Linked DNA regions of Homo sapiens: region 1 is linked to region 2. Evidence: chromatin contacts called from ENCODE Hi-C or POLR2A ChIA-PET data. All regions are on one chromosome and are shown on one strand. Each heading gives the region's core, a stretch centred on a gene start or an enhancer-like site at or near the end of the contact. The rest is flanking DNA. Distances are from core to core; before and after follow the strand shown. Region 1 overlaps TSPAN9 (tetraspanin 9). Region 2 has its middle 31 kb from the start of TSPAN9.

Region 1 (2,700 bases), core at 115-2,614, 210 kb before region 2:
GACAGGCTCTGTAGCCATCCCAGAACGTGTTGATCACCACCCCCGAGGACACAGGAGCACTTCTGAGAGGTGGGTCAGATCCACATGAGCCCCTGCTTTCCAGGTGGGAGAGAGTAAACAGGGCGGTGCAGTGGCTCACTCGGACACGCCACGCAGCAGTTCAGTGGGAGGGCATGACAACCAGGCCTCCAAATGTGAGTTTAGGGCCTGCTGTGCAATCGTGAAAACCTTCTTCCAGACTGCCCTGAAATAGCCCCATTTCCCACCTTCTGCACCCCCTCCCCCTAACAGATGTCCACCGGCCCTCAAGGGAGAAAGTGACACGCCCCCAGCAGCCCGCTCACTCAGCCCTGCAAAGGAAGGGTCCTCAGCTTAGCCTGAGAGGCACCTCTTTCTGTTCCCTTCAGTTTAAAATAGGCCACACGGATGCCTGCCAAGATCCCATGCTCTTGGCTAACAGGAGGGTTATATTTCTGGCTGCGCACCGTGAAACATTGGACCAGGGAAGGCTTCCCAAACCAACAGCTGACTCCGGCTGTGATGACAAGAGGATCTTGCAAGAGTCGGCCCAGGCCCAGCTAGCGGCAGGCTCCCCGCATGTGTACAGTAGGAGGGGGCTCCGTCCCCACCCCCGGAGCTCTGGGAGTGCAGGGACGGCTATATAAGGGCATGGGGCTGGGGGGAGCCCAGGGGCTGGGATTTCTCCCTGGCCCCGGAGAGAGCACCCGCTCACACAGGCCTGTGCACACACCTGCCACGGATGAACATTCCTGCGTGCCATTCCCTGGCCTGGAATGGGCTTCCCCATCTCGCTGCCATCACCATACCCTCTAAACGCCATTCCAGTCTCACCTGCTCCACGAAGCCTGGCCAGAGGCTACACCTCTCCCTGGCCACACCAGCACCAGGGAGTGTGGAAATCATATTCCCCACAGGAACTGGGTAGGAACTAGAGGCGTCTGGTCTTAGAGAACTTGAGGGACACGGCAACTCTGAACATGGAGGTATGCAGAGTTTTAAGTGCGGGGGGCGCTCCATGGTTCATGGGGTCTGCCCCATGAGACTCTAGTGGGGCAGAACAGGGACCAGGTGCTAGAAGCTACAAAGTAAAAAACGACCCCTCACCCTCACTCACGCAGGGACCCAGAGCTGGCCGATGTGGTGGCTTAACCATGAGGTCCCCACCATGAGAAGTCTGGGTGGAAGCCCAGTGGCCCCCTGCCAGGACTCTGCTTCAGGCAGGGGCTGTCATGTGAGCTGTTGGTCCCAGCCCCTTCTGGCTCCGTATTTCTCCACTACACTAGGGGCTCCCTGGGAGCCGGGTCCCCTTTCCAGCATAACACTCCTATCCCAGCTCTGAGCTCAAGCCGGTGCCGACAGGCTGCCCATTCCTCCAGGGGCTGACAGCTGGTGCCAACAGTCAGAGGAAGGAGGCCCAGGCAGCCAGAGGTGCTGGAACCCACCGTCCTGTGTGTCCCTCTGTCCCTTAAAACTAAAGATGTCCTTTGCAACAAAAGAACCTCTTCCCACACATACAGCCCTAGAAATTCACCAGAAGCAGAACGGTGGTTATCTCTAGATGATGGCATTGTGAATGACTTTAATTTATGCTATTTTCATATATCTCTATTATTTCCAGTACTCTCCAGTGACTATACTAGTTTTATAATCAGAAATCAACTTTTGAAAAAAGAACTTTTGAAAAAAGAACTTCCTTCTCCCCTCTCAGACATGACCATCATTAGTCGAGATCTGCCACTCAGAGTCCCCAACCCTACCCCTCCTCCTCCCCACACCCCCAGCACCCTTCCACCAGGGAGGATGCCACCAATGCGAGGGGATTTCATCACCGGGGCAGCTCACTGCTGGGGCCTGTGAACAGCCTGCGGCACACAGCGGGTGCAAGCTGAATGCTTAGTCATGGAGGAGGTCTCTGCTGGGGCTCTACATGCCACCAAGTCTCCCCAGCCATCTCCAAAGACAGCCTTTGATCTTGAAAATGTCCACAACTTCTAAGTAGCCCACAGTGCCACAAAGTCACCAACTGAAATCCTTCAGACACTAACCTGGGGAGAGGGTAGTACTAGATCATGCCTCTGACTGAGATAACTCCCAAAACACAGGGGTAGGGGGAGGAAGAAGAAGATAAAGATGAGGAAGAAAGGCAGAAGCGGGAGGAGGCAGAAAGGAGAAGAGAGAGTGCATGGAACAGAGCCCAGTGCCATCCCCATATGCCACCCTGTCACCCCGGTCCAACCTCAGTCCCTCTCAGGGCCCGAGGCCCTTCCTCAGGGCAGGCTGCTGTGCCCATCATGGCCATTCACCGGGCTGCTCCCCGGGCCTGGCAGCCAACAGTCACCCGAAAGCCAAGCTCTGCATACCTCTGGCGCTCCGTCACAGGACCAGGAAAGGGTTCTGGTGTCATGGACACTGCACCCTGAGCCAGCCAACCTGAGATGGGTGATATCTGTGGCTGCTGAGAAGCTGGCCTCAGCATGGGCTGGCCAGGCCTGGGAGTGGGAGAAGGACAGGGCGTCTTGGGCTACCTGTGCAATGAGAAGGTCTTCCTGTGTGTGGAGCTGTGGGCAGGTCTAGAGGAAAGGGAATAATGGCCCTGCCCTCAGGGCACCCCACTCTTCTGGGGAGACTCATTCTCACACATGAAATACACCAGACACCCAAGAGGCATGTGAAAAAGTG
Region 2 (2,700 bases), core at 21-2,520:
GCTCAGTAGTGTTTGGGGAGTGACCGCTGGCTGCGTACTGTACCCTATTCAGCAGCATCGTCGCTTTCTGCATGATGTAATGCAGCAGTCCCCAACCTTTGTGGCACCAGGGACTGGTTTCATTTAAGACAATTTTTCCACGGATGGAGCGGGGAGTGCAGGTGGGATGGTTTGGGGATGAAACTGTTCCACCTCATATCATCAGGCAATAGATTCTTTTTTTTTTTTTTTTTTGAGACAGAGTTTCGCTCTGTCGCCCAGGCTGGAGTGCAGTGGCGCGATCTTGGCTTACTGCAAGCTCTGCCTCCCGGGTTCACGCCATTCTCCTGCCTCAGCCCAGAGTAGCTGGGACTACAGGTGCCCGCCACCACGTCTGGCTTATTTTTTTTTCTATTTTTAGTAGTAGAGACGGGGTTTCACCATGTTAACCAGGATGGTCTAGATCTCCTGACCTTGTGATCTGCCCGCCTCGGCCTCCCAAAGTGCTGGGATTACAGGCGTGAGCCACCGCGCCTGGCCAATAGATTCTCTTAAGAAGAGCGCAACCTAGATCCCTCGCATGCACAGTTCACAGCAGGGTTTGTGCTCTTGTGAGAATCCAACGCCACGGCTGGACAGGAGGCAGAGCTCAGACGGTAATGCTTGCTCTCCCACCTGCCGCTCACCTCCTGCTATGTGGCCTGGTTCCTAACAGGCCACGGATGGGTACTGGCCTGCAGCCCAGGGGTTGGGGACCTCTGATAGAATGGACTTGTGGTGGCAAAAAATGTTGTTGGGCACGGTGACTCATGCCTGTCATCCCAATTACTCAGGAGGCTGAGGTGGGAGGATTGCTTGAGGCCAGGAGCTCAAGACCAGCCTAGGCAGTATAGTGAGATCCCATCTCTAAAAAAACAAACAAAAAGTCATTGCTAACCAATGTCCAGAAAAAAGGATTTCTCGATTCTCGGATGGGAGAATTCAGGTCCCTGTAGTGGACGCAGGGGCACCAGGTCCTCAACATCAATGGCCTGCAATCCTTTAAGGTTGGGCAACTCCGTGCGTAAGCACTGGCACAAGCTACCGTGTGCAAGTGATCTGGTGTTCCATGGAGGAAGGAATGTGCTGACAGGCAGATACAAGCATTCCCATGTGCTGGGAGCGGTGCTGTTCCGTGTGAATTAATGAAGTGGCACTTGGGCTTATCAATCACGCTGCTCTGATTTTGGCTAGCAAGTCAGTCATGTGGGCTGCTAGTAAGCCTGCTTATTCCTGAGCCAAGTGCTAGACTCGAGTTCCTAGGATGCCAAGCTAGGGATCACATCTTGCCGGCCCCTGCCTGAACCTCTCCCTTTGACCACTCTTCAAATCCAGGGGGTCCTGTGTCCATTTAGTGTTGCTCCTAAAGGTGCAGTGCTCACAGAACCTGGTGACAGAACTCCCTCCTGGAACCTCGCTTGGGGACAGTAAAGGACTGAGATAACCAGATAGCCATGGAGACACTTGTTCCTGGGGAGCCCAGGGATACTGGCTTGAACCTGACCCCAGGCTGGGAGGCGTCCCTGAGTGCTTTTCATTCTCTGGGTGGGGGGGGGGTTGGGTGGGAGGCTGGGCAGCTTGCACGGCTGAGTCCCCGCTTCCACTGCCTTGCTTCAGGCTGTGATGGCCTCGGTGGCTGCGACCTGCTGCTGCCACCTCTGTGTTCTGTGGACAGGTGTGCACCTGTCATTTCCAAGAAAAAGATCACGCACACAAAGGCCTTTGTGTATGTAGCAGACTTTACTGAAGATTTGGAGAGATGAAGGGGTTTTACATAGCAAAAATACAAAAAAAACTGAAGGTTGAGTATTAGACATCCATGAGCTGAAGAAGACTCAGCCACTTCTACCAATGGGGCTCCCGCCTTCTACGAAGGCACCTGACCACCTCTCCCTGCTGTTTCTCAGGAAGCTGAATGAAAGCCAGATTTCCTGACAGTTTCTTAGAGTATTTTAGTCCTCCATTTGCTCTGCCCTCCCCCCCTTTTTTTTTTTTTTTTTTTTTTTTTGAGATAGGGCCCTGCTCTGTTGCCCAGGCTGGAGTGCAATGATGTAATCTCAGCTCACTGCATTCCTGACCTCCTGTGCTCAAGCGATCCTCCCACCTCAGCCTCCCAAGTCACTGGGACTACAAGAGCACGCCACCATGCCCTGCTAATTTTTCTATTTTTTTGTAGAGATGGGGTTTTGCCATGTTGCCCAGGCTGGGCTCAAGTGATCCTCCCGCCTCAGCCTCCCAAAGTGCTGGGATTACAGGTGTGAGCCACAGCACCCGGTCTGTCTTTCCTTTCTAGACCTTCCCTTGGGACCTCTTTCTCCCCTTAATGGGCCACAAAGTTATCTCCCCGATTTAGAACACTCCCTCCCCTTTCCTGACACCCAGATGAGGACGAAAATCTAAAAGCACAACCTTGCACGGGGCAGTTTTCGCTAAACCAAGACTCAAGGTCTTCTCCTCACCTTCTTTGAGGGACATTAGAGCTTTTTTTCTCTAAAAATAAGTATGCGTGCATGTGCGTGTGTTTTAGGGGCAGGAAGGGCGGAGTCAGGGGACATTTTTACACACCCACATTTCACATTCCCTGAGCTCGCCGTGAGCGAGGGGTGGCCCTGCTCCTTCACACACCATGACCTGTCCTCCTCCCAGTGGCAGTCCCAAGTCGGAGCATTTATTCCCATTTCA

Evidence for each region. Hi-C counts contacts between places; a loop is a spot of excess contacts on that map. ChIA-PET counts read pairs that join two places held with the same protein, here RNA polymerase II (POLR2A).
Region 1: a loop to region 2 is called in a map of Right ventricle myocardium inferior, with 15 times the contacts of the local background. The contact joins two enhancer-like sites. A Hi-C loop is called at or near these places in 1 of 168 maps with a recorded cell type or tissue (Right ventricle myocardium inferior). POLR2A ChIA-PET finds 5 or more read pairs at or near these places in 2 of 52 experiments (A673 and WTC11).

The regions. Positions count from the first base shown.
Region 1 is chr12:3,250,455-3,253,154 of GRCh38, reverse strand. All of the region lies in intron 3 of TSPAN9 (tetraspanin 9), which reads right to left. Among named protein-coding and RNA genes, the nearest start is that of LINC02827, 49 kb to the left of the region's middle. Within about 2 kb of position 1,364, at least 14 of the 41 ENCODE cell types and tissues checked have a DNase peak (open chromatin) inside an H3K27ac peak, as active enhancers do.
Region 2 is chr12:3,045,066-3,047,765 of GRCh38, reverse strand. No RefSeq gene overlaps it. Among named protein-coding and RNA genes, the nearest start is that of TSPAN9, 31 kb to the left of the region's middle. Within about 2 kb of position 1,270, at least 4 of the 41 ENCODE cell types and tissues checked have a DNase peak (open chromatin) inside an H3K27ac peak, as active enhancers do.